Regions from separate parts of the Mus musculus genome. Here regions 1, 2, 3, 4 and 6 are each linked to region 5. Evidence: chromatin loops called from intact Hi-C (ENCODE). Cell type or tissue: heart. All regions are shown on one strand. Each heading gives the region's core, and the rest is flanking DNA. Links, peaks and the distances in the headings are about the cores only. Region 1 overlaps Susd4 (sushi domain containing 4). Region 2 holds the start of Capn8 (calpain 8). Region 3 has its middle 6.7 kb from the start of Gm46248. Region 4 has its middle 85 kb from the start of Ccdc185. Region 5 overlaps Susd4 (sushi domain containing 4). Region 6 has its middle 92 kb from the start of Ccdc185.

Region 1 (5,331 bases), core at 50-5,049, 100 kb after region 5:
TGCCACCATGCATACAGGGCCTACCTTCCCTCTCTGGATCAATGCCACCATGCATACAGGGCCTACCTTCCCTCTCTGGGTCAATGCCACCATGCATACAGGGCCTACCTTCCCTCTCTGGGTCAATGCCACCATGCATACAGGGCCTACTTTCCCTCTCTGGGTCAATGCCACCATGCATACAGGGCCTACCTTCCCTCTCTGGGTCAATGCCACCATGCATACAGGGCCTACCTTCCCTCTCTGGGTCAATGCCACCATGCATACAGGGCCTACTTTCCCTCTCTGGGTCAATGCCACCATGCATACAGGGCCTACTTTCCCTCTCTGGGTCAATGCCACCATGCATACAGGGCCTACTTTCCCTCTCTGGGTCAATGCCACCATGCATACAGGGCCTACTTTCCCTCTCTGGGTCAATGCCACCATGCATACAGGGCCTACCTTCCCTCTCTGGATCAATGCCACCATGCATACAGGGCCTACCTTCCCTCTCTGGGTCAATGCCACCATGCATACAGGGCCTACCTTCCCTCTCTGGGTCAATGCCACCATGCATACAGGGCCTACTTTCCCTCTCTGGGTCAATGCCACCATGCATACAGGGCCTACCTTCCCTCTCTGGGTCAATGCCACCATGCATACAGGGCCTACCTTCCCTCTCTGGGTCAATGCCACCATGCATACAGGGCCTACTTTCCCTCTCTGGGTCAATGCCACCATGCATACAGGGCCTACTTTCCCTCTCTGGGTCAATGCCACCATGCATACAGGGCCTACTTTCCCTCTCTGGGTCAATGCCACCATGCATACAGGGCCTACTTTCCCTCTCTGGGTCAGTGCCACCATGCATACAGGGCCTACTTTCCCTCTCTGGGCAATGCCACTGTGCACATGGGGCCCTAACTTCCCACTTGGGGCCCTATCTTCCCACTTTGGGCCCTGAGGAAGGCCAGTGCAGTGGACTGCTGCCAACCTCACCTGTGGGGTGACACACCCCCACCTGACCCCAGAAAAGTGCTGTGTGCTCAGAAGTCACTTTAGCCATGTGCAGTGAAAGGTTCATCTGCCATGAGGAAGACCATAGCCCATGAGAATATTCAGGGGTCCACTTCCCAGGGAGGGAAGCCTGGCACAGCTCTGTAAAGCGTGGCTACATTGTGCAGCAGGAGCAGGGTAGAAACAGGCCTGCTGGCCCCTCAGAGCACCCTTCCTGTGCTCCTCCCTGCCTCTCTGCACTTGAAATGGTGACATTTTGGCCTAAGCCACTATGAGGGCTTGTGGTGAAAGTTTAACATTATCCTTTTTATGAGCTGGATATAAAAGTCACAAATTGTTCTCTAGCGGATAGATGGTGTACAGGGCGGGGAGAAGGGACGCTGTTTTATTTGACCTTTAATGGACACATGGAACTTAACGTTTTCCTTTCTCCGCTGATTTCTAGGATGGAGCTGTTTTAATGAGGCTTGTAACTCCATGTAGCTTTCAGTCGAACTAAGCAAATAACCATCTCTTGCTTTCTTTCCAGAGATCCCGCTCATGGAAGAGGACCCATAGCCTGGTGACATCCTGCTAGTCCCACTGTCCCCTTTGGGGAAAAGAGCCTTGAAGAGAGACCACAGGAGGACAGAGCTTGGGGACCAGGGGTCATTTTTAATCTATCTACATAAGGACAGTGATTCATACCGTACATCTCCAGCAGGACTGTGGGTCTGGCCAACAGCAAAGGCGGTGCTTTCAAATGAGACTCAAGGGTTTATCATGACCAGCAGGGAACCAAGTGCAGAGGGGACTCTCTCTGCCTCACCCCTGTGTCAGAGCTGGGTGTCTCTTGCTACAGAGCGTGAGACTGTGCCACACACATCCTGTTGCTCCTGCTAACAGCACTCCCTGCTCCTCTGAAAGCATGTCACATTGTATAAATTTGCTTCTAAAATCTGCTTTGAACTGTCTAGGGACTTTAGATCTGGACGGGTCAGCCTCTGTAAAAAAAAAAAAAAGCCCACGTTGACCTGCAAACCCAAGAGCAGATCCTCTCTTTGCCCTTCTTAGTAAGGGACGGGCTCCCAAGGAAAGACTCTCATGTGACACTCAGACCATCTCTTACACCTGGACAGCCAATCAAAGCAGGATGTGGCGGCTTGAACGAGAAAGGAAAGGATAAACAAGCCAACTCCGCTTTCTGAAAATTTCTTCATGCCAAGCCCCTATGCTCTGTGCTGCCCCCTGGTGACATGTTTGTAGGCGTGGTCTGGCAGTGGACCTGCGGTGTGGAATAGACCCGTGGCTTTACACATGGTGAGAACACGTTCAGATGCATCTTGTGGTGGACCCCGTAACCTGGTCATGTTTGGTTTTGGCATTTGGCAGACTCCACTCAAATTTATCTGCTCATGCCTTCCTATGTGGGTCATTGCTGTCACTCTACCCCGACCCTAAAACCTAACCATTCTTTTATTTTCCAAAGTGGAAAGTTTCTGTAAACACGGTCTGCATTTGGAGGGAGAAGGAAGCGGGAGCCGGATCTTTTGAGACCACTCCCAGCCCCTCAGCTCTCTTTTTTGTCCTGCTCAGTCCAAAGGCTGGCCTCCCAGCCCCAAGCCACCCTGCCCTCTTGCTTTCGGGGGGCCTTTGGCCCTGCCTGCCTGCCATCCCGTATTTCCATGAGGGTCTCATGGCACCCACTGGGTGTTGTGCCTAAGCAATTGTTTGATTTTTTTTAAGAGCCTCGAGTCCAGAAGTGTCTCTTCAAATACATGTTGGTCCATGGTGTCGTTTCCATCCCTCCTCTGGGTTGTAGACAAATATGAACAAAACTCTCATCCAATAGAATCACTGTGCTGCTAGAGCACCGAGGGACGGAGGCTTGATCGAATCCTGTTTTCTCTCAACACAGACTGATTAAAAATTAAAAAAGAAAACGACAGTTTGAAGTGTGACTTTAATGGTGGGGTGGGGTGGGGAGGGCAGGAGGTGGGTGACGTTGGTTGTGGGTGGTAGAAATAAAATGTGGGATTTAGAACACTCAGCTGAAGGAGACACCGTATCAAAAGGGTGGGCTTTGCCCTGACGTATGCACTGCCACCGTTAGTGGCAGAGTGCTGCTAAGCCTGAGCTTACTGCTGTGGGCAGTTGCAGATTGCTTGAGTGGCAGCTGCACGCCATCCCTGGTGAAACTCCATGTCCTCAGCTCCATTTATTAAAGGAGTTGACATATGGTGACTGACATGTCACTGCCTTGACATGGACAACATCCAGGCAGCCACACCTCTGCACTTTGTTCTCACACCTGTTCCCTTCCATGCCTCCTTATTTGGGTTGTGTCCCAGAGACCTCTGGGTAAGAGTCCCATCTCCCAGGAGGCACACAGAGCTGTCTCAGGCCATCCCTGCCTCTCTTTGGGAAATCCTCTGGCAGCAGGATGGCCATCTGACCTGGTCACCAATGACCAGGGTTGCAACCGGGCCCCAGGAAGAATGACAGCACAGCAGGCATCAGGGAGCTCACGGGTATCGTTCTCATCTGGAGGCTGGGTGGCAGTGGGGGGAGGAGAGACCATTGCTGTGTAAACACAGCATCACAATCTCCAAACCACTCACCCGCACCCTGCCTGATAGCACTCAACTCTGTGCCCATAGCAAGCATCTTCCTAGATGTTACTTAGGGTTCATTGTCCCACCCTAGGTACTTCTGACAGAAAGAAATTTGGTGATGTTCCAAGAATGGTGTCGTCCCAACAGAATTCCTTTAAATATCCCAAAGTCCCTGTAGTGCGAGGGAGCAGGTCACCTTCCACAGACCTCAGTGTGGAAACAGACAGGGCTATGGAGGAAGGAAGAGTACCCGTCTTGGCTCTCTCTCGAGTACCAGTCTCCTCGGGCTTGGGCAGTGCCCACCTCGGGGCTGCATCCAAGCTGCTGCAGAGCAGCCCAGTGCTGGCTGACTGGTTCCCCAGTGTGAGCACAGCACAGGCATCTTCACACTTCATTACCGTGTAGCTTTTCTTAATTGCAAGGTTGTGATTTGCCTGTGCGGATGCTTCAGGCCCTTTCCCACCTAATTACACTCGGTCTAGCAGCTGGCACACAGACAAGGCTGCCTTCTGTTGCTACCGAAATGGTCCCTGGCCACCAGCGGGTCCAAGATTATCAAGCGCAAAGCCTCCTGGTCCCCAGCCCATTAGGTCCAGGGGCTTCTCAGATTCCATCCTCCCTCTACACAACAGGTATTCAAATCCCCTCCCACTTGGACTGTAGCTCTCCAGAGCATCATGGGAGAGTGTGGGCTTCATAGCTCGCCTCCTCCATGGCCACCTGGCTGTGAGCTTAGATCCATTACTAGCTTCACTGAGCTTTTGTTTCTACATGCAGAAATTTAGAATGGTGTCTCCCTGCATTCATTGCTAGGCTGTGCATGGCCGCTGATGTAAGTCAAACATTCAGGTGCAGAGGACTCTTGAGACAGGGCAGCTGCAGGTCAAAGGGGCGAGGCCGCCATACAGATTGGTCCCTCACATGCATTCTCACACACCTTTCACCAGCCTTGGTCCCTTGGCCCTCTAAGGTATTTGTATATGAGGCTTATAAGGGGCTATCTATCCCAAGTGGAGAGAATAGCTAAGCCACATCTGTCCCTGGAATTGTCCTCCTAGGACCTCATCCCCAGCTCCTGCATAGCAAGCTGTTGTGTAAATGGAAGTGTCAGGCCATGGGCCGTCAGGTCCTCGTGTTCTAGCTCATTCCCAGCCCAGCGCAGCTCTGCTCACCAAGGTCAAGAGAACCTCAGAACCCCTCCGTCCCCACAAACACCCTGAGGATTCACTCATCTCTACAGGCAGCCCTGTAGATGACCACTAACCTGCTCCCTTCGTTTTATTGTCTATTTGGAATTCAAAGCATAAAAGTTCATACCCGTACATCATTTCCAAGGTGATAAAGGAGGAAGTCCAGAGATAGAGACACCTGGTCTGGCAGGCAGAACTGGGTCCCAGAGAGTGTTAGACACTTGTAAAGAGGACAAACCGTGAGCATGGTGGTCCTGAAATCATAAAACTTAATATATAATGTGTATGACATTAATATATAATGTGTGTGTGTGTGTGCGTGTGTGCGTGTGTGCGTGTGTGTGTGTGTGTGTGTGTGTGTGTGTGGTTGACTGCCATATTGGGTAATGTACTGCCTCACACTGGGTAAGAAATCAGTCCCAAAGTGCCTGCCATGTATCATTCTGAGTGACCAGAGTAGATTGGCTACCTGAAAGCAAGCTGGCTACATACTGAGAACTTCATGCCTTTCAGGGTCCTCTAGAGTCATAGAATGTGTGGACTGTTTC
Region 2 (5,331 bases), core at 269-5,268, 230 kb before region 5:
TACTTGGGCCCTTGGGTGTAACCAAGGTGATCTATCTTTCTTGCTGAGGGGACACTACTGCCTGGCTCCCTGTAGCCAAGGAGGGTTTGCCTGTGGGTGAGGCTCAGGGGCCGGCTATTTGCCAAGAGGTGCTTTTATTAAGTAGGAGCTGCCAGGCAGGTGTCTGCACAGACTCCTTGCCTCTGTAATGGATCCCGAGGCTTCCTGGCAGGGAGCTGTCTCTGGCTCTTGCAGCTGTCTCAGGTTTAAAGTTGGGAAGACATCTGTCCAGATGGACAGAGACTGTGGGTACAGGTTGCTTCCTCTTTGGTGCCTGGCTGGATAACAGGTAGACATGTCGGCTCGAGAGGGGCTGCTGTGCCGGGCCTCCCTGAACCATTTACCTTTTTTTTTTTTTTTTTTTTTTTTCGTGACTGGGCAAATGAGGGCTCTATTTGCAGCGGCTCAGACCTGCCTGCCTGATGAGGAAGGGCTTCTTGGTATAGCATCTGGATCGGGAATGAGGCAATTTAGGAAGGGGTGGGGGGGGTGGTGGGAAGGAAGGATAGATGGCTAACCCCAGAGGAGCTCCCTCGTGGGGAAGTAGAATTACCAGCTGTGCAGCTTCTGTGCTTGGAAGAGGAAGGGCTTGCTCTTTTTTTTTTTTTTTTTTTTTTTGTCAGTCTGAGAGGGGGGCGGTGCTTCAGGGAAGCATAGGGAAGAAACACAGAGGAAAAACAAACGCTCCCATGAGTTCTTTATTAACTAACCAGTGACCCTGTCTGGGGCTACCAGGTCTGTAACATCCTGGGTCTATCTATTTATCTACTGGAAATCTATCTACTGGAAATCTAGATATGCGGTTGTTTCTTCATATAACAAATATTTACTGTGTTTCTGGGAGAGTCCTAGGAGCCGGGGACTGAGTGGCAAATAAAACTGGTCCCGATAAGTGTCCTTGTGGGACACAAAGCCTGATGGGGCCGAGAGGCTTTAACTCACTGAGGACAGGAGTCCGTGCTGGGCGAGGCTTTGCGTACTCATCTGATAGTGTGAAAGGAGGGAGGGGCTAAATTTGAGGGGTGGCCTTGGGGAAAAACTTCCGGGGCACAGGTCTGAAGGATGATCAGAGAGCAGAGCAGAAGAGTATTGCAGTTTGGCAGGAACAGCGCCTGCAAAGCCCTGAAGTGGGACAAACACGACATCCCCTAAACAGAAATCAATGCTCCATGGAGGAAGGAGAGACACGGGAACAGGTGGCAAAGTCAGCAGGACGGGTGTGCTCCGGCTCCCACTAGCCACGCAGAAGCCCGGCGTTCCTCTTAGCTTGCTGGGGATGGCCAGAAAACTGTGTTCAGAGCAACCACTGGTTCCTGTGACTCAGCACGAATCTCAGTTAACTAGGCAATAGGGTCAGGAATAAAAATGCCTCCTCCACCCAAATTAGGGCTTCAAGGCTTCTAGGATCTTCAGTGTTCCAGGCAACGTCAGGGGATGGGGTGGAGCTGGGGTTCTGGTTTAGAGGAAGGGTAGGTCAGCCTTGTGCAGGGTGGAAACTTAGCTGTGAACCCTCAGTGAGCCCAACACTGAGCGAGTGTTAACGCAAATAGAGGCGTTGAGGGAGTAATGGGGGCTCCTGAGGCACGGAGGAGCCAAAGCTTTCGTATAACTGCCTCCTGTCCTGGAAGGTCATGCTGACCTTGTATTTCTGGTGAATCACGGGAAACCCTGCTTTTGTCTGTTTCATGTCTGGCAGGTAAACATGCTCTCTCAGAAGCACCAAGCTCAGGGCTGAACACGTGGATGACCCTCAGCGGGAAGACCGGCAGCCTCAGAGGCTGTCTGGTTCAGAGACCAGTGTGAACCCGCTTTAGAATCATCTGCAGGTGAATGGTCTAAAGACTCTGATATGGGTCCTAGAGACTTAGCTCAGAACTGCTGAATCATGATTATTTTATATTCTGTTTTATTTCATTTTAGAGACAGGGTCTCACGTAACCCAGGTTGGATTTGAACTCACCATTTAGCCCACAGTGACCTCAGACTCCTTATTCTCTGGTCTCTACCTCTGAATGTAGATTGTCCTGCTTGTGCGGCAAGCCCTCGTATCCACTGAGGCATCTTACAGCCAGCCCCCAGAACACTCTTTGAGATGGTGGCGATTAATGCAGGTTACTAGGGAGACTGTGTTGTGGGTAAGTAGTTCAGAGAATTCTTGTCACACTGTACTGGCTGCCTGTGTCTTCTGTAACAAACGAACACAAGTGACTGAAAAGAGCAGAAGTTGGAGATGGAGCAATGGCTTAGGGTTTGAGAGAGCACTGGCTGTTCTTGCAAAGATCTGCGTTGGACTCCTAACACCCACATGGAAGCTAACAGTTGTCTGGAACTCCAGTTCTGGGGACTCTGGTGCCCTCTTCTGGCCTCCAAGGACAGATCACTTATGTAGTGCACAGGTGTACATGCAGGCAAGGCACCATGCTCGGTAAAAATGAAAGAGCAGAGGGTTAGTCTCTTTCTGTTCTGGGCACCCACAGACCTAAGTCATTTCCACTGGACTAAAACCAAGGCATGAGCAGGGCCTCTCCTTACAGAGTCTCTGGAGGAGAAATCACCCCAGCCTATCCAACTTGGAGACTCCTGATAGCCTCCATTGTGGTGTCCAAATAGTGAACAGCAGGAGAAGGTGGGGCAGAGTTGCCTGCACCTTGGATACATATTTGACTCTGTTTATGACTCATGTCCCTTTGGAACAGGGCCTCCCTCAGGTGCAAAGTTTACAGGCCACACCTCCTTGGGAGCTGCCTTAAAGGGCAGCATCCCCATAGGGCAGATGTCTGAGAGGACACAGAAGCCCTGCTTTCCTGTCACCTACAGGACGCACAGGCAGGCCATGGCAGCCCTGGCAGCTGGAATATCCAAGCAACGTGCAGCTGCTCAGGGCCTTGGCTCTAACCAGAATGCTGTGAAGTATCTGGGCCAGGACTTCGAGACCCTGAGAAAGCAATGCTTGAACTCAGGGGTCCTATTTAAAGACCCGGAATTCCCGGCATGTCCGTCAGCTTTGGGCTACAGGGATCTTGGACCAGGCTCTGCAGAAACTCAAGGCATCATATGGAAGCGACCCACGGTAAGGCAATAGGGAAGTGACCATGGCAAGGCACAATTGAGTGTCACACAGGGTACAGAGTTGTCACATCAGGTCAAGAGTTGAAGTAAGTAACAGTGCAGGGTTCTGTTTTCAGATCCTATAGTTCTGATATCCGCCTTACTTCCTAACATTATTTCTAAGGAAGAACACACACAAGCTTTAGAGCTGGACAAGTCAGACCTCATGAGTGGCTCTGCTGATGTGGCCTTGGCTCTGCTGATGTGGCCTTGAGCGACAGCTCTCTGAGCTTCAGTTTTTCCACCCTAAAAATAGTGCGGCTGGAACCATTGTATTTCAGTGTGGTTAGGAGAATGAGAAATAAATCTCAGGGTGTAATTGTCCTGCGTGTAAGAGACACAGAACACAGGGTACTTAGCACTGCACAGTGCCCCCGGGCCAGCACACAGGGGAACAAACCAAGGTTAGACACAGTCAGCTAGGGGCAAACTGTGATAGCATCGCTGCTGAGGGACATGGGTTACTGAAGGTCATAGAAGGTTCCACCAAGGCTGGAGAGAAGAGAGAGGTGGAGGCCATCCTAAAGTTGGTGGGTGTGGTCACACTGTGGTCTTGATGTACATGTCCCTGATGATAATGGATGCTGTGCTTTCTATATCATGGGTGCATCCTCTAGAGGGACAACTGTTTAAAACCTTTGCTCATTTCTCAATGGTTCTGCTTGCTTTTTTGTTTGACTTTGCACTTTTGAGGATAACCCTTTCTTTACTTTGGGAGCATATATGTGTATATATATATATATATATATATATATATGTGTGTGTGTGTGTGTGTGTGTGTGTGTATATATATATATTGCATCTAATAATCCTGGACATTAAGGTGTTTGCTTCATTTGCTCTTCTGCATCCTGATAGCCCTTTATTTTTACACACATACAAGAGAAAATATGTGATATTTATCTCTGTGAATTGGGTTCACTTCAGGTAAAATGGTGATTTTTTTTTTTTGCTTCTGTCCATTTTCCTATAAATGACATGATTTTCTTCTTTATAGTGAACAATACTGCACACACACATATAGCCCCACATAACTATATATTTTTTTATTTATTCATCTGTGGATAGGTACCCGGTTGACTCCATACCATGGCTATTGTCAGTAGAGCTACAATAAACATGGGTGCACAAGTGTCACTATTGTAGCTGACTGTGATTCTTTTGGATCTACACCCGGGGGGAGTATGACTGCTTCTGCTTGTTCTTATGCTTCTAAGTAGAAGGTCTACCTAGGCTCTTGTCTCAAGGAACGGAAGACACATTTGTCTACGTGAAGGTTGCCAGATCACACTTGGATTCTCAAGATGAACGCTCTGTTGGGAGGTTGAAATCCCTTAGGGTTTTTCTGTTTACATGGGTGAAATGCGGCAACTCTACCCCAGAGACAGCAGCTGGTTGCGCTGATCTCCAGTGCTCTTAGCTCCTTGTCTCACCGTGTGGGCTCAGCATCTATCCCAAGCTCCTGTGATGTATGTAATGCCCCGTGTAAATGGACTTAGCGCAGCCTGGTCAATATTTTTTTTCTTCTGCCAGAAGTATCCTTTCCCTCGACTTGGCAATTGAGCAGCATATTGATCTTAAGGAGAAATACTTAGTCAAGAGCGAAGCCACACCAAGCACATAATAAGGACCCCGGTTAAGAGACACATGGAGGGGTCGAATTGTTGGAAAGTTACTGAATGGAATGCAGTAGGCTCAGTTTGGAGCATCCATTCTTTCTCTAACTGCTACCTCTTGGATTAGTAGCCTTAGGGTTTCCAATTCAGCCATGATTCTCCTGTGCAGGGAGGTGTCTTGGGGAGCTTTAGCTAGTTAAGGAGGGGACAAAGAATAGGCAGACGCTGAGTGATACTGTGGTGGAGAAGAACGTGGGCTTGGATGTTTCACAGTGGTCAGGGTTCTGGTCCCTCATCTATCATCCACTAGCCGAGTGACTGCGGGTAGGTTACCAACTCTCTCTGAGAACCGGTTTCCTCATCCATGAAGTGAGAATCGCAGTCTTACCCACTTCCTTGGGCTCCAAGTGAGTCTGGATGAAAGAATATGTATAACCTAAGAAAACGAGTTGTCTCTAGCTGGCATTCCATGACAGAATGTCCAGAGAGTACCCATTAAATGGATAAAATGCACGGGAGCTCAGCGAGGAATCACTGAAGCTCCACTGTGCAATTAGACAGGAAAATT
Region 3 (5,331 bases), core at 109-5,108, 240 kb before region 5:
CCCCTTCCTCTGCACTTATAAAGTCTATTACCCACTGCCCACAGTGGAACGGCTCTCCCCACTTCAGCTAACAGGAGACAATCCCTCACGGGCATACCCAGAGGCCAGCTTGATCTGGACAACCCCTCGAGGAGACTCCTCCCAGGGGATTACGGATTGTCTCAGGTTGACAATACTGACCCCCAACACCATGAAACTGCTCACTTGATAATAAGATAGAAAACTGTATGTCATATGAAAGCACAAAAACTCAATGCAGTGCGCAGATTCCACAATGGTGTGGAGGACTGTGGGTACAATAAAGTTAAATCTCCGGACAGAAAAGCAGAGGCATGTAGCATCGCTCTCCAAGTCTTGTTTCTTGCTACAGGCCTGGGATGACTCTGTTCATTATACTGTTCAGACCGCCTGTGTCTTTGCCTTTTTATCTGTTCATTTTATCAGTTGCTAAAAGTATTGCATTACAATCTCATCCTCAGATGTGGTATTTTGCCTCTTCTGACCTGCACAATTTTGCTTCATGCATTCTGAGGCTGTGTTGAGTATACAGAATTAAACTAATTAGTGCATCTTCCCAGCGAACGCACGTCCACAGGTCGCCTTACCTCTAGCAATCATTTGCTCTCAAGGTGGTTTCTGCGATGTTAGCTCAGCCCTTCCAGTTTTCTCTTAGCATCTTATGCATCTTCCCTGTTCTTGCATCTTAACCTTTAAGCTGTACCACTTGGTTGTTTTGAGCTAGTCTGAGAATTAATTAACCAATTGACTTTTAGTTCTGGGCCAGAACCTAGGGCTTTATTGGTTCATTTTTATTGTCAGTTTGATATAAACTAGAGTCAGATGAGAAGAGGAAACTCAAGTGAGAGCTGTTTCCATCAGACTGGCCTGCAGCAGTGTCTGTGAGAGATTGTTTTGATTGATACCTGAGGGCCCCACCCACCGAGGGCAGCATCTTACCTAGGCAGGTGGTTCTGCGTTGTCTAAGAAGCTGGAGAACAAGCCAGGAAGCATGCCCATCTGTGGTTCCTGCTGCCTGGTTCCTGTCTTTTTTTTTTTTTTTTTTTTTTTTTTTTTTAAGATTTTGTTACTGTCTTCAGACACACCAGAAGAGGGCATTGGATTCCATTACAGATGGTTGTGAGCCACCATGTGGTTGCTGGGAATTGAGCTCAGGACCTCTGGAAGAGCAGTCAGTGCTCCTAACCGCTGAGCCATCTCTCCAGCCCTGGTTCTTGTCTTGAATTCCTTCCTGAGTACCGTCAAAGTCAGAATGTGACCTGGAACTGTAAAAGGAAGCAAAGCTGTAGCCCTCTCCCTCCCCAAGCTGCTTTTGGGTAGACTGCTTTATCACAGCGGCAGCCGAATGAAACTAGAACAGGTCTTGAGCCTATGCTGTACACAGGGCTACAGCCCAACAAAGTTTTGTTTTCAAAGCATAGTTACTGAGACCCAACGTAACTGCTGATTTATTGGTGTCTAAACCTCACGCTTCCTTTTTTATTTGCCTTACTGTTTCTATGCTCTTTTCCTTCTCTGTATGCGTTTTCTCTTTGATCAACTCTTTCAAATTATTCTATTTCACCACTAGGCAGGTTACTTAGTTATTCTGATACTTTATGGTCACCTAGACCATAATGTCAGTCAGGCAGAGGTTGAGAAACCCGTCTCGATCTCCTATTCCTCCACACTGACAGTTACCCTGGGAGTTTTGGAGAAGTCAGGGTTGCTCTCAGGTGGCTCAGGCCAGCTTGTTTTAGCGTGTCACAAGACAGTGGTGTCCAGGGCACAGATGCTCAGAATGACAAGGAGGCTTGGGTATCTCAGCCTGCTCCATCTGTCCCGAAGCTTCTTCTTAGCCTTTCCTCTAATCATGCCAGCATCCTTGGTGTCAGCTTCTCATCCATTATGCCATTAGGGGCTGCAAAGTGTTAACTTTTGTCACCTGACTAGCTGGAATTATCAATTATTCTTATTTTGAATTAAATTTTTATATCTATCTATCTATCTATCTATCTATCTACCTACCTATCTGTTTGGGACAAGGTAGTCCTGGGTGTCCTAGAATTCACCATGTAGACCAGGTTGAGCTTGAACTCACAGAGACCTGCCTGCCTCTGCCTACCGAGTGCTGAGTTAAAGAAGTGTGTCGATATGCTTGCAATGATTTGATTTCATTTATGTGGATGTGTTTTGATTACGGGTATGTTTCTGCACCGTATGTGTGTTCACAGAAGCCAGAAGAGGGCGCTAGATTCCCCAGGACTGGAGTCACAGAGAGTTGTGAACTGTCACGTGGGTGCTGAGAATTGAACTCAGCTGCTCTGCAAGAGCAGCCCTCTTAACCACTGAGCCATCTCTCCAACTTTTATCAATTATTTAATTACCCTGAAATGCAGTCCATAGGAAAGACGGAGTAAATGCAGAGTCTTTTCCCTTTATCATTTTTCAGTATCCCCAGCCACTTAAAAATGATATGTTTGGTAGGTGTTTTCCAAAGCACCGGTGAGACAAGAAGGGCTGTTGCTACAGAGGTGACGCTAAGCCAAGGCTGTTTGAAGCAAGCCCATACATAGGCTTGCTGGGAGCGAACTGGGCTCTAGGGGGCAACAGAGACCAGCATGTGCTGCAGTGGGGGCATGTGCTGCAGTGGGAGCATGTGCTGCAGTGGGGGCATGTGCTGCAGTGGGGGTATGTGCTGCAGTGGGAACATCTGCTGCAGTGGGGGCATGTGCTGCAGTGGGCGCATGTGCTGCAGTGGGAGCAGCTTCATTCCTTACTTATCGCCATTTGTTACCACTGATTTGAGTGACCTATTTCCACTGATCTAACATGCTGTATCCTTGTGAGCTCTACAGAATACCTCAGGGTTCTTGCTACATGTCTCCTGGGGTAGTGTGTGTGTGTGTGTGTGTGTGTGTGTGTGTGTGTGTGTGTGTGTGTGTGATCTCATTGGGAACCTCACAGTCCCCATGGGGTTCTTGAGACAAGATAACAGCTTTCAGTGGTTTAAGTCTTTGGGAAAGGTCAACATGTTGCAAAGTGATTCCACATCCGATAAGCTAGTGGTTCTCAACCTGTGGGTTGTGACCCCTTTGGGTGCACATATCAGATATTTACATTATGGTTCATAACAGTAACAAAGATTAGTTATGAAGTAGCAACAAAATAATGTTATGGTTGGGGGGGTCACTGCACCATAAGGAACTGTATTAAAGGGTCGCAGCATTAGGAAGGTTGAGAACCACTGTTTTAAGCAGTGCTGAGAGTACCTTCGTACCTTGGTATTAACTGAGACTAATGAGTTCAAAGTTTGATTCTGGTATGAACGGGCATTGCAATGAAGCCCCCTTTCCCCATCTGTAGGACATGACTGATGGTGTTGGGCATTGCACAGGACTGATGCACAAACAGGAAATGGTACAAGGAAAGGCCCAGCTGGTTTTGCTTTCTTAAGATAGGATCTTGCTGTGTGTCACTGGCTAGCCTAGAAGTTGCTATGTGTAGACTAGGCTGGTCTTAATGCGTCATTATGCACCACTTCTGCATCACTATGGCAGACCACTTTAATTCCTCTTACAATGAAAACAACAACAGCAACAACAGAAATAACAGCAACAACAGCAACAGCAACAACAACAGTAACAACAGCAGCAACAACAACAGTAACAGCAGCAGCAAACAACAATAAAACAAATCTTCAAATAAAGCTGACAGTTAAAGGGGACTCACCATACTTATGTTTTCAGACTGTCAGGCAGAACTCAGGAGCATATGCTGGCAGTGACAGAGCTTCTAATCGCCTCCATGACGGTTGGCAAAGCGGCCTTGACTGCCTGCTCTTATGCAGTTACCTTCTATAGAGTAGAGCAAGGCTGGCTCCTGGGAGTGCTCACACACTGGTCCCTAGAATGTGGAAACAGAAAGGGCTCTGGAGGCTGTGGCTGGAAAGCTGCCATCCAATGCTGCCACAGCCACCAATCGCTGGCCCTGTCAGTGACCTCTAGGGCCCATGTGGCATGGTTCGAGGAAAGATCTGGAATAATCCGGATCTCCCTTCTTGGGAATTGAGGCCAAGAAACAAAGGAATCCAAAAGAAAGGCTGTGAGACGACCAATGGGGAGTTCCAGTTGTGCTGGAACAAAGACAGTGAGTGTCTCAGGAGGCTAGCTGAGCGCAGGACTAAATAGATGGTTGGCCCATGCCAAGGCTCGCTGATAGAGGAACAGTGGACTCAGGACCTGCATGGCCTTCTGGGTCTCCAAAGCTGTGTTTAACCTTTGAGTTTTGGAGGCTCAGCTCCATGCAGTCTCTGGTCCCTGACTTCCTGTTCTTAGGCCTAAGATTTATTTTATTTATTTTATGTATATGAGTATACACTGTAGCTGTGTTCAGTCACACCAGAAGAGGGCATCAGATCCCATTACAGATGGTTGTGAGCCACCATGTGCTTGCTGGGAATTGAACTCAGGACCTCTGGAAGAGCAGTCGGTGCTCTTAACTGCTGAGCCATCTTTCTAGTCCTGGCCTAACTCTTCTTAATCCAGCATTTTCTCACAACCTGGTTGACTTGCATAGCAGGGTGTGACTCACCTAGGGCACAGAATCAAACTGCAATAGTTCAAAGCTATTCTCTTAGAATCTCTCCTTAAAGGGAGCGGCCAAACCCTCCCTGATGAGAACGGGCTGAGCAGAGCCATTGTTTTAATCGAAGAACAAATCATAAGCAATCCTGTGTCACTTCAGGCTCTGCCTTTTCTCGGGATCATGTGACCTGAAATATGGCAGTCCCTGTGTCATGAGGACAAACAAGCTGCCCATAGGAAGTCCTACTGAGGAACCCGAGTGTGCGTGTGCGCCATCTTGGTTCTAGCTCCCTTCACTCCCTTCATGCCATCTGTTGATTTCAGCCCCCTTCTCTCCCCTGTATCTTCCCAAAGCTGCAGCCCCCTGAAAGTCACTCCAGGCCAGAGCCACCCCTAAATTCATTCTTCTCAGAAACTGTGGGGTAATAAATGTTTGCTGTTCTAGACCATTAAGCTCGGGATAATTGGTTAGTAGTAATAGATAAATCATACACATGTGGATTGGCCTCATATTAAATTAATGCTCTCCGACTCAAATGCTCCCAGATGCTGCCTTCTATAATTATGCATCTTGCTCTTTCTCTTAGGCTCAGCCTCCCCGCTCCGCCCCCCCCCCCTTTTCGTGCTTTCCTAATGGCCTGAATACCTATTTTCCAAGAGAAAATCAAACCAATTGGAGCTCCCAGGCTCTGTGCTCCCACCTCCCTCCCCACTGGATCTGCTGTGTCATACCTGAGGCCTGCTGCAC
Region 4 (5,331 bases), core at 212-5,211, 130 kb before region 5:
GCCTTGCACTGATAGCTATTACGGTCACGGCTGTGATTTACTGTGGAAACAGATTAAAATCAGTCCGGGAATTATAGCATGGAGCTCCGGTCTCCTCACCCAAGCTCAGGACACAGATGTTTTCTGGCATCGGTGTGGTAATACGCACAGGGCTGGCCAAAAGCATTCCTTCCATTATCTTTTCTGATTAAAATAACAAAGACTTCTGGTTTCCTGTTTGAACCGTACCCGATACAGAGCAAGGAGGTTGATCCTCTGCCATCCCACTTCCAGACAGAAGGTGTGAAATAGACCATAATCAAAGGTCATATGGCACCATGTACTAAAGGCAGTGGGGCACACCAGACAAGGTCCTGAAACATAGGTTCTGACAAACTGATTAGTCAGGTCTCTAGAGTGACAGAACTTGTAGAATGAATCGGAATCTCTTTATAGAGATTATATATATATGGGATTATATATATGGAAATATATATGAAATATCTCATATAGTCATATATATCACATATATACATGATTTATTACATACATATCATATATATATGTGTGTGTGTGTGTGAATATATATATATATATATATATATATATATATATATATATATATATGATTTATTAGAATGACTTACCGGCTGTGGTCCAGCTAACCCAACAATGGTTGCCTGTAAACATAAGGCCCAAGAATCCAGTAGCTGTTCAGTCCGCGAGGCTGGATGTCTCAGCTGGTCTTTCATATACACTAGAATCTCAGAGAAGTAGGCTCTTTGAGAGCAACTTTCTTCTCCCATGCCTTTTATAGAGGCTTCCAGCAGAAGGTATGACAGACTAAAGGTGGGTCTTCCCACCTCAAAGAGTTGGATTAGAACTAGATCTTCCCACTCCAAATTATTTAATTAAGAAAATGTTCCTCACAGGTACGCCCAGCCAATTTTGAGTTTTAGTTTATTCCAGATGTCGTCAAGCTGGCAGCCAAGAGTAATCATCATAGCCTGTGACCCTGGGGTCTTCCGGGACAAGAGGCTTCGAGGCAACTGAGTTCTATGAACTCCCGCTGGCTACGCGTGGTAGAAGCTCAGTATGGATCCTGTCAAGGAATCCATCTAGCTGGGACACTGACCTCAGCTTATGGGAGTGAAAGGAGCCACTGATGACCTGGAGGCCAGGAAGAGAAAGTGTAACCAAATGGAGAGGTTCGTACACAAGGAAGCTAGTGACACTGGAGCCTGTGGTTCGGGGTGTCCCTAGAGCAGCCGTGAGAATGTCTACAAGACAGCAGTACCCCTAAGTCCAGAGGAAGTGGATGTAAATCATCTGAGGGGTGATGGAGGGGACGCTTCTCCTCCTTGCAGGACTCCTATCCTGCCTTCTTGCCCCTGCAGGCCTGGTCTGGGGGTAGCAAAGAGAAGCCTCTGGTTTGGGCCAAGATAGAATCTGGTTTCAGCCTGAGGCTGGCATTTCCAGTGCTACACCATGATTGTGACTGTGAGTCCCACAGCACTGAGTGTGTTGCTCCAGAGTGACCAGAAGAACTGTGAGCCTCAAAAATAAAGATGTGTGTGTGTGTGTGTGTAAGGGGGGGGGGAGCTGTGTACCCTGTGTTTCAAAGCTGTCTGATTTAGGGTAGCCATTCAGTAAGTAATACACTCGGTGAAGGGTGTGTTCAAGATATTTCACTAGTCAGCTTCTGTCACGGTATTCTCCTTGACAAATGACTTGAGAAGTAGTAGCATTTCCATCCAGTCTGAGTTCTGCAGAACTTGGCTGACTTAGGCTGCGTGTGACTGCAGCTGTTGGGGGCATCTATCTCTGTCCCACACATCTCTCATCTTCCTTTAGATCCTGGGCACAGAAGACATGCTCCTCTTATGACAAGAGGCAAGCACCCAAGAGGGCAAACCTAAGCATTTCCTCCTGCCAAACAAGTACTGTAAACACTGTCAGAGTCCAGGGTGGGGAATCTAACAGTGAAAGTGAACAGGAAGAAAGGAGACCGAGAGTTCAGGCAACTACAGGTACCACAGTACTCTTTAGTCAAAATGTTGGGTTTAGGGTGGAAGCTGGGAAAACTCACTTCAAATACAGAAGTTCTTTTTCCTGAGCACTCAGGGAGGGGCCAGTGAGGGCTCTGAATCCCATCACTGAAGGGAGATTGTGCAACATTTCTAAATGAATGGGGACACGAAGCAAGGGGGCGCTTGGGGGGGCTGCAGTGTTACCTAATTGTATTTTGACTTTCTGAGTTAAGAAGAGAGTGCCTGCTGGAGACTGGGCTGTATGTATCCAGGACACCTAGCTTCAAGGTCCTTAATGCAGTCTCCTAGACATTAGGTCCAGAGCTGAGGGGACAAAGGAGGTCAGCTGCATGCAGTTAGTTAGGGCATATCAGGCAATTGGTGATATATTTTTGTAACTTATGCACCTTTGTTTAGATAGCAGCAACTTTTATATTCTTTACTGGTTAACAGACAAGTAAGAAAACATTTGGAGATGTTCTTAGGCCTGGGAACATGGACTTGTTTAACCCTGCCAAGGAGAAGTTGCCGGTGAGATGTCTGGACTCAGACAACTGTTCACCACAGAAGCTATATGGAAGTCCCCAGCTCCTCTAGAATCTAGGACCTTGAATTTAGTTTCTCCCTATGATTAACTGGATTCTGAAAATGAAACGGTAGTGCTTAGAATAAGTTTCTTTTGCCCGTTCTCAACAAAACTGGAGGATAAACACGGCTCAAGTTGTTCCCTGTGTGTGTGTTCTCGGTAGAGCAAGAGTGAGCAAGTACAGGCTGTCTCGGGGACTGGTGGTTGCCAGGGACACCAGACTTGGCAGCAGGAGTTCTGAGCTCTTGCTCTGCACGGTGACCCAGAAGAAAAGTGAGACAAAGCACTGGAATTCTCGGGCTGGGAACTACTGTCTGGAACCAGCCCCGGTGACTTCCCACAGGAGGAACCTGTGTGCCAAGGAGTGCGGGTGCGTGCAGGAGCCGCCTACTGTTGCTGTCCTGAAACTGAGGATGAGTCTCTGCTGTGGATTCACACATTCTCCTTGCCCTGGGCCCTGAAGTTTGTGTGAATTTCCTGAAGATTTACCAATGCCATCCCAGCTCTGGAGGGTCTACTGCTCACAGATCACTTGTTCATCAATAACAATGAAGTTGCAGCTGTCGCTTGCCCAGTGTCTATCAGAGGCTGGACACTACACAGATGAGAACTTTATAAGCAAATCCCTTACCCCTAAGAAGATATTCCAAACCTCGGGTCAAAGTTTTAGATAATAGGGCCGATCTTCATTGTTAGTTTATTGTTAATTCATCCTTGATCACACAGACCAGATTTGAGTCCATCGTTGTTTCCTCCTAAACCTTTCTAATGAGATGATTCGTTCTGATGCCCTGTGGCAATGTGGGGATGTGGAGTGCTTGCAGGGATTGCACGTACTGTTGACATTGATAGCAAATGCATGCATGGCATCAGCAGTGTACCAGATGCTGTTCTAAGCAACACATCTATGCATACAACACATATGTGCATGTAATGTATATTTATGTTCATTGATATGCATGTGTGTGTGTGTGTGTGTGTGTGTGTGTGTAGGTAGATAGGTAGGTTCTTTTAATTCATATAGTAGGAACTGTTTTTAGCCCCATTTAAGAGAGAGGAGGACTGAGGGAAACTTGTCCACAGTTGTGTGGCTGTAAGGCAATAGAGCCAGCCCTTGAACCCGGGCCATCTGTTTCTAGAGCCTAAGCATTCAAGCATGTGTTCTTTCCACCTCTTACCTGAGTTGCCAAGACAGAGAAGAAGAGCTTTAGAACTACAAAGTGGTCTATGCAGGGCTTTAGGGAGCCCTGGAGAGACCACGGCAGGGAAGGGGAAAGGCCAGAGCCATGGGAATTAGCCATGGAGAGCAAGCAGAAAGAAGGGCCTAGAGAATGTTCAGCTGACGTCTAGTCAGCTCCTGGGGATCTCTGGCAAGCCTTAAGTAAGACAAGAGCAGGGAAGACCTCCCACCTGCCTGGTTACAGAGTTTACATTGTATCCAGTGAAACTCAATCCTCTCATCCTTGCACAGCTGGCTCTCCAGAGACAGGAGGTAGGTGATCCTGTGGCAGTAGGGGGCCCGGAGGTGTCAAGAGGAGCCTGAGGTGCGGGTGATGCAGGGACTCAGAGGTCAGGGTCATTTTGTTACCTCAGCAGGCAGATCTGCACATACAGCCAGAGGGAAGCTGCTGTTCAAAACTCAGTTCTGTCCTTTTTGAGCCAAGTTCTTAGGGGCCTCTCTCGCCTCTGTCCTCAGTAGACTGTCTGACAATACTGCTCATTTTCAAAGGCAAATCTCTCTACTCACCCAGGTTCCGATTTTCTCGGTATGCTGTTTGAATCTGCCCTGTAGACCCAGAGCTGGGGGAAAGTCCAAACGGCGAGAGCAGGCTCTGTGACCACCTGTGCTGGGCCACGTGACAGAGGGCCTGGAGTGTGTGTCCCCAGCCCATCTCATGCGGGCTGGCGCCCTGTGATCGCAGATTGACACTCATTTTAGTAGTGTGGCATCAGAAGCATCCTTTGAAGGTGGAGATCATGAGTTGTTGGCATCTCTATGCAGGTAGCAAGGAGCTAGACCAAACCCAGAGTATTGGTTAGGCAATCATGGTTTCTAGAAATGTGAAGGTAGATGGGTTGAGGAGAGCTGGCGGGTTAGCGAGAGCTAAAGGACAAAAAGAGACCCAAGTTGTGGCAAGAAGATGGGAAGAGCAGGCTGGTGTGGAAGAAGGAAGACTAAATCATGAGGATGAAGGTCTAGACCAAGGTGCTCTACAGAGGGTTCATCATCATCATTATCATCAATATTGTTATTATTAATTTACATGTGAATAGGTGTTTTTCCTGCATGTTTATCTACACACCACATTCATGCCTGGTGCCCTCAGAGGCTAGAAGAAGGCACCAGGTCCCTTGAAGCTGGAGTTTCAGATGACTGTGAGCACCATGTGGGAGCTGGGGCTCTAACTCGGGTCCTCTGAGGGAGCAGCTACAGCTCTTCCTGTTTTCCTGACAGGTTCTGAAGGAGAGCAGTTGTGCTGACTGGGGATCTCTCCAGTCTGACAGACACCTGAGGTAAACAACCTGGGGACAGGATGGTTTATTTTGGTCCTCATTTTGGGAGCTACCTGTGGACCATCAACACTTTGGACCTATAGATTAGCAGCCTGTTCCTTTATGGTGAGAACTAAGCCAGTTATCTCACTGCTGAGACCAGAGAAAGAACAAGACACCATTCATCTACAAGTGCAGTGATTGAAAGACCTCCCACTGGGGCCTCTTAAAGGTTCAATAGCC
Region 5 (5,331 bases), core at 138-5,137:
GGAGAGCATGTGGAAGGAAAGCCACTGAGGTTCTCGCAGCGGTCACACTTGGACGTGATGTTAGAGAGGAAATTTCACCCCACCCCATTCCATGACTGAGTGTGTACTTATTGTTGAATGTTTTAGAAAATATCTGGTGAAAACAAAATTAAGAAAATAAATCTGCTAAAATGTGATTTTTTTAAATATTTTTGTACACATTTTTTTTCTCCCTAAAGTTGTACAGTCGTATTATGTTGAAACCCGGTTTTGCCACTTAACAATATGTCATGGTTTTGTTATCATATTAGAATTTATCTATTATAACAAACAACACTTAAACTTGTGGAGAAAACGTCGATTTTACGATACTCTATTTAACCACTGTGCTGTACATGTCGTGGCTCGCAAAACCAGAGTTAGTTTATCCAGTAAGGGAGACAAGCGGCTTGCTAAACACAAAGATAAATGTGCACTTACAGACTTCAAGTGCCAAGGAGGAAAACTACCCGGTGCTGAATATGTCTATTAGAAAAGAGGGGGGTCTGCATTTGGAGAGCACTCAAGGGCTTCAGGTAGTGTTGATAGATTGAAGCTGGGGAAGATCAAGGAGGGGGGTGTTCCTCGTGGAGAGAGCAGCCTGTGCATGGATCCTATCCTAGGAGATAGCCTAGCCTGTTTGTGAACCTGAAGGCAGGCTGGTGTCGCTGGAGCACAGGGAGCCGGTATGTGTTTCTTGGCTCCTTTGCTTTGTCAAAATTTTTCTTAAAAAATAAATGGGTGTGTGTTCATGTGTGTGTATGTTTTCATGTGTTGTATGTTCATGTGTGTGTGTGTGTGTGTGTGTGTTCAGTATGTGTTCCTGTGTGGGTGTGTATGGCTTGTGTTCATGTGTGTGTGTGTGTTCATGTATGTGTTCATGTGTGGATGTGTCTGACTGTGTGTTCACTAGCCTGGCTGTGTGTGTGTTCATCCGTGTATATGTTCATGTGTGTATGTGTGTGTTCATGTGCATGTTCATGTGTGTGTTCATGTGTGTGTGTTCATGTTTGTGTGTTCATGTGTGTGTGTTTATGTGTGGGTGTATATGGCTGTGTGTTCACAAGCATGCGTGTGTATTTATATGTGTTCATGTGTATATGTATTTGTTCCTGTGTATGTGTTCATTGTTTGTATGTGTGTATTAATGTGTGTGTATGTGTGTGTATATGTGTGTGTTCCTGTGTGTGTATGTATTCATTGTTTGTATGTGTGTATGTGTGTGTTAATGTGTATGTATGTGTGTGTTCATGTGTGTTCCAGTGTGTGTATGTGTTCATTGTTTGTATGTTTGTATGTGTGTGTTAATGTGTATGTATGTGTGTGTTCATGTGTGTGTCCATGTGTGTGTGTGATTGCTCCTGTGTTCACAGTAGCCGGAAGAGGGCATCAGATCCCTTAGCACTAGCGTAACAGGCGTTCATGGGAAATCCAGCCCATTCTGGGCGTCCTGAGATCCGAACTCAGGTCCTCATAACTGATCAGCAAGCACGGCTGACAGCCGAGCCCCTTGTCAATTCTCCTGCTGATGCTTTCCCTCGTACCTCACAAGAGCTGACTTCAGACACCCAGCCCCGCGAGCCCTACACTACATCATGTTCTTGCGGTTCCCATCTGTCTGTAGCCATGTGAATTCAAGTTCTGCCGTCATTATCTCCATGTCGTCCCTGCCATTTGGTGGCATGCCTTGGCAGTTTGCTGCCAACTCAAGGTTAATTAAATATCCACCTGTAGTTTTTACTCTTAGTTATATCTAGATGTGTAGTCAATCCGGGAGTTCGTGTGTGTATGCTGGGAGAAAATGGAGAATTTTATTGTTATCTAAATGATTGGCTGGTTGTAGAAACAGTATTTATCGAATAGTCTATCCTTTCTCCACCGTTTTGAAATACGACCTTCCTAACACACTGACACTGTGTAGATATTTGGGTCGGCTTCTGAACCTTCTATTATACACCATCGATTTGATGTCTCCTCCATTTCGGGCATCTTCCTGTTTTACTCCCATACCCTTTAAAATCTGATAGAGCAAATCCCCGCTCATTACTCTTAATTTTTTTTCAACGTGTTTTCAGTCCCAGGAAATTATTCTTCTGGATAAATTTTAGAATCATTTAGTTAATTTTGCAGATTAATTTGGGGACAAATGACATCTATTCGATACTAGCATCCTCAGAAAAATGGCAAAGCTCTCCATTGTGTTAAACCTCCTCTCTGGTTATTGGGTAGAAAGGACATTTTTAAAGAAAGCAACAGCCTTGAAGACAACACCGTTTCATCCAGAAAATGCCTCGACCCAGAGAACATGGCCAGAGGGAGAACCAGCCTGGACGTTAGGTCGCTGAGGTCCCTCTGTGGTCTGGGTGTGGTCTCTCTGAGGCTTCGGTCCACTGGGCAGACCTTAGCTGTGACTCTGGAGAGCTGTGCAAGGTTAGGAGTTTGATGTACAAAGCTCATCTGTGCTGGGTACCCTCCTCTGGATTTGGCGTGGGCCACATTCACTCCCAACACGATCAGCAGCATCCTAGAATATTTTTCTATGCGACCTGAAGGCCCTGGAAAGAAATTTAACTTTGCTAAGAGAAGTGTACTGATGCCAGCGTCGAAGGGAAGGGGTGGGGGCGGGGCGGGGGCGGGTCAGATTGCTGAAAATGCTCTGAGGTCCTGCCCTTACCGAATTGAGAGCGCCACCTGCAGGCAACACTTCGCGTGTAGTCCTTCATTGCTGTGCCCCAAGCAAGGGGGCGAGACATTCTAGTTTTAAAGTCAGCCTGGACCTGTGAATGTTTCAGTGCCTTGTCTGTAGGTCAGGGCCTCCGGGCTTGTTTGCATCTTCTGTTCTGCATGGGGAGTTTGATAGGAGCTGACTGCCTGCTACCTCCCACCCAGCTGGGAGGCACATCTGGAAGAGGGACGAGAGGGGCGGTGGGATGCTTAGGGTTCTGCGGCAGCTGCCTTGCTTCTCCTGTAGCCTGGGCTGGCAAGATCAGCTCAGCTTTGCTATTTTTAAACTGTCCGCTATGCTCTGGTGGAGGCTGCCTGCACCTCATGCTGAATCATGATCCAGCCTGCTAATTGCAGCAGCGCCTGTGGCCTGCCAAGTACCCAGACAGGCATCTGGTTCTGCTTTTTGGGTTCCTGCAATAGGACAGACAGAATGACAGACACTCCTAGAGGCAGTGGTACCAGGCAGGCCCAGTGAGTACTTCTGTGGTACTCCTTACCTTTGGGTTTAATAACGAAATTTATAGACACAACACCAAACAGCACCAGAGTGTTATAACTCACGTGTTAAAATGAGGGGCTTTAGGACTCTGTGTATTAAATATACATACTTCAGTCATCAAAGTCGCTTTCATTCCTTCTCTTAGAGCAGGTAGCAGCCACAAGCAGACCATATTAACAAGAATATGGGTATCACACACAGGTTGTTGTATGAGGTCGACTGTCCTTTCTTAGAAACCAGTTTTGCCAGGGCCATTGTTATATTTCTAAAGCAATGGGGAATGAAGAATTGTTCCTCCAGGGGGCTGGCAACCTGGTGTTCTTTCTCACCGGGTGCCTCTTAGCGCGTTCCCTCCCTAATGTCCCTAGCTGTGAGGTCATGGGACTAAGAAGGGCCACATGTGTGCTCCTCCTCTGAGGACTGAACCCTTAAGCCTCATCTTCTTCCTGGAACCTCGTAGAGCCAGTGTGTGCATCAGGCTTGATGCTGTGACACGTGGACAGAAGCCACCTCTATACTCCTAGGCACCTAAAGGACTGAGTGTTGACAACCCTTGCTTACCTTTGACAATGGTGTGGCTCTCAAGAGACATATTCCCATCTCTTTTTAAAAGAAAAGGTGGCTGGGTTTTTAACCAAAGCTGCTCTGTAAGTGTTCGTTTGGGTCTGCCCTTTGAGGAGAGACCTCGCCTGCTCAGGCATTACCAGGTCCGGTCCCTTTGACCCATCAAAGTGTCAGAGAAACCAAAGCCTGGATTTCTATCTTCTGAGAGTCAGGACACAAGAGCTGGACAGCACTGAGGGAAGAAATGACAAAGAGCTGTGGCTCCCTGGTTCTCAGGCAAAGGGATGTATTGCCTCTTGAAATTATTAGGTCTGTTCTTAAGGTATAGATCAGCCCGAATTGCTTCTGCACAAGCCAGGTAATCTTCCAGGATTTGGCTGCATGTAGTCAACTACAGAGAAGGCAATTTGAGCAAGATGATGGTGGTACTGTCCTTTGTACAAACTCTTGTAGGGGAGAGTTAAAAAAGACGGCTTCAAGGACAGCTGTCAGAGGGGGGCTGGTGGACTGAAAGTCTCAGTTCTGTTAACTGAACAGATTGCCATTTTCCTCCCTCAGGACTGCTGGGGATGTCCTTAAGACGAGTGGGGACAGTTATAGCGGGCGGGCCTTGGGGCTGGCCCAATTTTGGAATGCAGTGGTACAGGCTTCTGCGTCTTGCAAGGGCTCTGATGCACCATCCACAGGGCGTGTTCAACCCATGGTGCCTGACTCCCCAGCAATCTTGAGAGGCTTTCTACAGACTCCTTGGCTGAGTCACCGTCGACTCTGAAGGCAGGCTGCGGAATGGAGGAGTTCCAGATTTGATAGCTGTGAGGTCCTAGCGAGTAGCTGGTGTGGTGGCCTGCTATCTCGAATATCACTTCAGCTCTGGAAGGGATCAAGCCATAGAAAGACCACAGAGATTTCAGGACATGACAGGCTGGAGGGAAGATGGTCGGTTGGGATGATGATATCCTCTGTCCCATTTGATCGATGCCCTATTTGTACCCAGCCCCTCTCCTCCCTGAACCCTCTTTTGATCCTGGCTTTCTACTCTTTCCCCTCCCCAGAGATTCCTGGAGAGACCGTTCTCATTTAGCGTCTTTCCTCATCTCCGACTTGACTGCTCAGCCCACAGCAATCTGGTACCACCCCCACCACGCCACTGAAATTATCCTGGTAAATGTCGCCTCTGAAGACGTGTGAACAGCAGATCTGTGTGTGGTGGGTCTTGTGAGCTCTTTTCTGTCTCAGGCTTAGCAGGAGTTGACTTCTAGCCCTCTCTCTGCCATGATGCTTGGATAAAACTCTCTTCTGCCCTTTCTTTCGCTAACCATCCCTACTCTTCCCTCAGAGGCCTACACTCTATTCTGTCTTAGTCCACCTCAGTGTCCTGTGTGACCTCATCTACGCTGTTTTCCACCACTCCTAGAGTTAACTGTTTTCTCCTTCAAATTTCTTCCTGGCTCTGACAAGAAATTGATGCTGCCTGTGATGGTTTGAATATACTTGGCCCAGAGAGCGGCACTATTAGGAGGTGT
Region 6 (5,331 bases), core at 168-5,167, 130 kb before region 5:
TGGATGGCCAGCTTCCTCTTGCGGCATGACAGGCCCAACTGGCCAAGAGCACAGGGAGTTGCTACCCTCAATGCCTTTCAGCAGTGGTCCCCAAAGGGAGGGTATCTGGGAAACAGGACAGGAAAGAACTATGCCTGGTGGATGTGACATAGGGACCAGTAGATCTGACTTCCAGCTTTTCTTCTTCTTTTTTTTTTAAATTTAAAAATATTGTTGATGGTAGTTTTAATGATGGTTATGGAAGGAAGAATAGTAGATATGCCTTACCCATGTGCTGCCTTAACCCAGCAGCCTACTTTTTGTTTCTGGGAGTGAATTAAATCATGTAGAAAATTATTTAATTCATCTAAGTTTTTACTTTATTGGTACAAAATTGTCCATTTATCTTCTTATGACACTTATGTGAAGTTCTATTGGGTTTCATTCCCCTTATATTTTATTTATACTTTTCCTTTGCCAAATTGTGCTCTGGTTTCAAAGGTTTGGCCTGTCTGTATTCTCCATCTGTCCCATGTTGGGACAGGCTTGGCTGGTCACCAGAATGGCACTTTATGGTGGCCCTGCTTTCAGCTCAGAGGTCGTACATTTAACTTGTCACACTAAAAGACTGTGTGGTTTTATACAATCATATATTCTACTGAATTTTCCCCATCTAGACTAAAGCTGTCTCAAGACCATTCTATCAAAATGGAAGGCACACACGCGCACGAGTGTATGTGTGTGTGTGTGTGTGTTGGGGCTGCTTTGAGCATCTTTATAAATGACCTCTTTTTGTTTTGCTTTGTGTGATTTTCTTTGTTTGTTTGTTTGAAGTTTTTGATTGTTTTGACTGTATAACCCAGGCTGGCCTTCAACTAGAGATCCTCCTGCCTTGGCCTCTCAAGTGCTGGAAATATAAGTGTGTACCTCATGCCTGGATGCAAATAACATCTAGTTAACTTCAACACTGACATGTAAGGCAAAGGCAGGTTCCTCCTTTAGAAGTCTCTCCAGGTTTGCATATGCTTGGCCCATGAGAGGTGGTACTATTTGGAGGTGTGGCCTTACTGGAGGAGGTGTGGCCTTGATAGAAGTGTGTCACTGTGGAGGTGGGGCTTTGGGGGTCTCATATATATGCTCAAGTTTGACCACTGTGACAGAGCATCCTTCTGGCTGTCTGCAGGATATAGTCTCCTGCTGCCTGTAGATGAAGATGTAGAACTCTCAGCTCCTCCAGCATCATGTTTGCCTGCATGCTGCCATGTTTCCCACCATGATGATAATGAACCTCTGAAACTGTAAGCCAGCCCCAATTAAATGTTTGCCTTTATAAGAGTTGTCTTGGTCATGGTATCTCTTCACAGCAGTAAAGCCCAAACTAAGACAGTAGGTCATCGATGTTGAGGGCTTAACAACCCAAGATAAGTTTCGCCTCCTCACTTTCACAGTGTTTAAAGGTAGCTGCCAAGAGAATCGAAGTCACCGTAGATGCTCCACAGGAGGGTTGTTTGAGTATTCTAGGTGGATTTGACTGCTGGTGGCTTTCAGAACACATCCATCCATCTCTTGCTATCTGCATCTGGTGATGGCAGAAAATGAGGAGCAGCAGAGTCTTGGCTGACTTTTAATTCTCAGCCTGAGGCAGGCATCCCATTCTCAAGGGCTTTTGTTTCCCGGCAGGGAGACGAGACGTGTGTAGCGATGGACTTTGCCCCTGCCATTCACATACATGCCATTCTCTTATGTGTGGGGTTATTTGTGTAGTGCTTCCCAAATGCCAAATGACTGCTGAGGGGATGACATCATCTTCACATCAAACTCCGAGGATACGGAGGCAAAATACTGCTCACCGAGGTCCCACGGGACAAGAAGGAATTCAAGCTGCCACCCCAGGGCTGCCCACAGGCTCTGGATATCTCTATTTGTGCTTGAAGTTTGCTTCCTTTGCAGGACACATTTCCAATTCAAAGAGAAGATTTTCATAAATTTTGCAGAATGACCATAGAGGTACCAGTACACGGAGGGGACTCAAGAGTCCTGGACGGAAGGATTCTTCCCTATGGACAATGAATTTCCCAAGGACAGTCTTTCAGAAGGGTCTGTGTGGGTTACTGTGTTCCTTATTCACCTACCTTTTGTCTTTGGAAGTGCTATGAATTAAACCCAGGCTCTCACATATGCTGGGAGTGTGCTTTACCACTGAGCCCCACTCGCTGTTCTACTTGGAACTAAAGAGAAATTGAACAGTGTCTTTGGAGTTATGGTGTGGCTTGTTCAGATACTTCTTAGGGAGGTAGAGATGGCAGCCGTTGTCCTCCAAGTCCAGAACTGATCACATAATGATGGAACCTGGAAGCAGTCACACAGCCTCTTCAGGCCAGGCCCAGTGTGTGATTAGAAAGAAGAGTCCCAGACTTGGCTGTAGTTACTACCATCTTCTCAAGCCAGGGCCTCTTTGTGGGGTCAAAGAATGGATAGTTCCAAGAGAGAAGGTTGGAGAAACTGGGTGGAATGGAACAGCTGTGGGTCTCCAAAGGGCTCCATACAACACCATACCCCATATTCCAGACCTTGGCCAATGGCATTCTCTGAAGGTCAGGATTCATTGCTGGCCACCCCTGCCTAGCTCTTCATCCTGAGCTGCATTTATATTAGGGAAAGAAAAGAGAGCAGGCATTCCCAGTTCCTTGCTGCCCCAGGAACATATGTAAGTGGGGCAGACACAGAGACTTCCTGTTCCAGGAAGTACCACACACCTCTTCTCATCTGATGCTCACAGCAGCCCTGTGCAGTCAGCAAGATTAATTCCATTTTACAGGTGAAGAGGCTGGCATTCCAATGCTTACCAACCTGCCTAAGATTATGTAGCTAATTAGGAGTGAAAACCCGGCTCATTCGCATCTCCAATGAGCCACAGACTGTGCATGTCTCTCTGCCGCTTTGGTTTCTGTGGGTTTAAAGCAACTATCATTTTAATCCCTTCAGCTCAAATGGTCTGCTGCCCTCTAGGGGTGACTCTTCCTCGGGCATTTACCCCGGAGTCTGCAGGGCAAGAATTCCTTTTTGATCTCCTTGTTTGATGAAGTCCCTGGTGAAGTCTCAACTTCTCTCTGGCTTCTTGGAAGATGGTGGAAGTACACGGGAAGAATGTTTGCCAAAGGCCATGAGGCCCCTCAGTTAAATCAGATTTTTAACCACTGCAAGTTGGAGAGACTGAGCTGTTTTAGTGAGCCCCTACTGACATCCTGAGCGGCAAGGCAATGTCCCTTGTCTTTGTGTCTCTGTGGGGGAGAAGGCCCTCTGACTTTGCCTCTGAACTACTGTCCTCTTCTCTTGAAAGCCATTTGGATTTTGCTTTTCTGAAGGAAGGGCCTGTGTGAAGCACGTGTTTTAACTTCGGAGTGTTCCCCGCCATGTCCCAGCAATGCCACCAAAGCCCTTCTATTTCCAGATCTGTGGTCAAGGCTCCCATCTCTGCAGGGTCAACTTTGATGTGTCCACAGCTCTTCTGCAGATTTCTGAGCTTCTCCTGCCTGGGCTAGTCAGTCCTTGAATGGCTTGAGAACAAGAGCATGGCAGACCTGGAAATTCTCCTGGTTCAGCATCACCAGCTATCCGGGCTGGTTCTTGGTCTAAGACTTCCACACTAAAGTCAGACACACTCCACAGGAAACTGAGGCAAGGCCGAATCAGCACCAGCCCCTGCTGGTACTCGGATGCCTTATTTCTTAGCTTTTCATTTGCTAAATCCCCACTGTGTACAGAGCAGGCTGCTGGAAGGAGCAGTTGCCTGTGATGGGAGACATACCGCTGAATCTAGATTCTCTCTCAATCTCCTTCCAGTTTGGTTGAGTGTGTGTGTGTGTGTGTGTGTGTGTGTGTGTGTGTGTGTGTGTGTGTGTGGTAGCCTAACACAGCAGCAGACTTCCTTGCAACTGAATGCACTTGTGATCCAGTCTTGAATAACGAACGAACAAGGAGAGCCTTCTATGGACCTTCAGGGAAAGATTGTCTGGCAAGACGAGTTGTCTTTCCTTCTGACAGGATTATGACGGGCCTAGGGGTTGGAACCCATCTTCCACTCTGTGGGATCCAGGCTGACACTGCAGATAGCAAGGAGCAGAAAGCAACTGGCCCTTGGTGACTTCATCACATGGAATTAAGCAAGCTGAGCGCTTCCAGTCTGCAGACTTCTCGATGAGACAGGGGATCAATATCTCTATTGTTCAAGGCTACTCAGTTGGGATATCGCATACTAAGAGAAAAGGAATGCATGCAGGTAGCAGACTCTTTCAGGGAGATTAGCATCCGAAGAAGACAGGAAATGCTCCTGTCAGGCCCTGAAGAGAATTCACCAAGCAACAGCATACCTGTGATTTACAGCTCAGTCTTATTGTACAAGAAGAGACTCCCATAGAACAGTGTGTAAGGCAAATTACAGTTCTCTGGAGCTTTCCTCAAATATTTCTGAGGTAGTCTCCTGGCATTCATAACTGGTGTTCAACTAACGATTGTTCCTAACACGTTGGAATTTCTGTTTTGACAAGTGGTAAGTGGTAAATATCTAGAGATTTCTACCATTAACTTAGTGTGTGAGCCAGGTATCTTTTAACCACATGAATATTTATCTATTCATTGGATTGTTCTAGTAATTTAAGATTTGGTAAATAGAACTTTTTTTTTAAAGATTTATTTATTTATTACATGTAAGTACACTGTAGCTATATTCAGACACTCCAGAAGAGGGCATCAGATCTCGTTACAGATGGTTGTGAGACACCATGTGGTTGCTGGGATTTGAACTCTGGACCTTCGGAAGAGCAGTCGGGTGCTCTTACCCACTGAGCCATCTCACCAGCCCGGTAAATAGGACTTTTGAATCCTTTTGCCTGTGGTCCTGCCTGAATATCAGGGTCTTCAATCACCTCTATTATTCTCAAAGACAAACTTGGGGGCAGAACTCGGATTCTCTCATCCCTTCGTCATCCCAGGTATTTGCTGTTGCCCTGGTTATCATAGATCTAATGCAATATAAACAGGTATTTGGGGCTTGCGTTAGTATTTTTCGGTTGTGATAAAATGTTGTGACCAAGGGGACTCACGGGAGAAAGAATTTATTTTGGATTATGGTTCCAGAGGACTAAGGACCATCATGGGGGAAGGCATGGCAGCAAACAGTAGATATGGCAGTCACAGCAGGAATCTGAGGACCTAAAGATCACTCCCAGTGATGTACTTCCGCTGGCAATGCCACCCACCCAAAGCTTCCCAAACAGGGCTAACCAAGAGTTCAAATACTGAAGCCTAGGGAATAACAGTTCTCATTCAGACCACCCCAGGCTGAAACTCATA

The links. Peaks named below come from ENCODE experiments on the same cell type or tissue, not always from the same donor. Only the 100,000 strongest peaks of a DNase experiment are listed, where the experiment ranks them.
Region 1: it touches region 5 in a loop (2.1-fold over the local background); 5 of 42 quality-filtered maps call a loop at or near these places.
Region 2: it touches region 5 in a loop (5-fold over the local background); 23 of 42 quality-filtered maps call a loop at or near these places.
Region 3: it touches region 5 in a loop (13-fold over the local background); 23 of 42 quality-filtered maps call a loop at or near these places.
Region 4: it touches region 5 in a loop (2.0-fold over the local background); 5 of 42 quality-filtered maps call a loop at or near these places.
Region 6: a loop joins it to region 5, with 2.2 times the contacts of the local background. A loop is called at or near these places in 5 of 42 quality-filtered maps.

What each region holds. Positions count from the first base shown.
Region 1 is chr1:182,893,671-182,899,001 of GRCm38, forward strand. Susd4 (sushi domain containing 4) reads left to right here. Exons shown (of 9, transcript NM_001356461.1): 9 at 1,529-2,921. The coding sequence ends at 1,557. Among named protein-coding and RNA genes, the nearest start is that of Tlr5, 58 kb to the right of the region's middle. In heart, for the core only: a CTCF peak has its summit at 2,226 (motif pointing left); a DNase peak (open chromatin) is centred at 2,241; H3K27ac peaks cover 372 bases.
Region 2 is chr1:182,562,189-182,567,519 of GRCm38, forward strand. It overlaps Capn8 (calpain 8), which reads left to right and starts at 2,819. Exons shown (of 21, transcript NM_130890.2): 1 at 2,819-3,109. The coding sequence starts at 2,873. Gm46248 (a long non-coding RNA gene) reads left to right here. Exons shown (of 4, transcript XR_001779884.1): 3 at 1,736-1,865; 4 at 1,960-2,293. In heart, for the core only: a CTCF peak has its summit at 2,397 (motif pointing left); no DNase peak of the experiment used is centred there.
Region 3 is chr1:182,551,571-182,556,901 of GRCm38, forward strand. It overlaps the pseudogene Gm46081. Among named protein-coding and RNA genes, the nearest start is that of Gm46248, 6.7 kb to the right of the region's middle. In heart, for the core only: CTCF peaks have their summits at 2,574 (motif pointing right) and 2,793; a DNase peak (open chromatin) is centred at 2,601.
Region 4 is chr1:182,661,019-182,666,349 of GRCm38, forward strand. No RefSeq gene overlaps it. Among named protein-coding and RNA genes, the nearest start is that of Ccdc185, 85 kb to the right of the region's middle. In heart, for the core only: no CTCF peak of the experiment used is centred there; a DNase peak (open chromatin) is centred at 2,823; H3K27ac peaks cover 257 bases.
Region 5 is chr1:182,789,904-182,795,234 of GRCm38, forward strand. All of the region lies in intron 2 of Susd4 (sushi domain containing 4), which reads left to right. Among named protein-coding and RNA genes, the nearest start is that of Susd4, 28 kb to the left of the region's middle. In heart, for the core only: a CTCF peak has its summit at 2,747 (motif pointing left); a DNase peak (open chromatin) is centred at 3,008; H3K4me3 peaks cover 724 bases; H3K27ac peaks cover 1,682 bases.
Region 6 is chr1:182,654,985-182,660,315 of GRCm38, forward strand. No RefSeq gene overlaps it. Among named protein-coding and RNA genes, the nearest start is that of Ccdc185, 92 kb to the right of the region's middle. In heart, for the core only: a CTCF peak has its summit at 2,996 (motif pointing left); no DNase peak of the experiment used is centred there.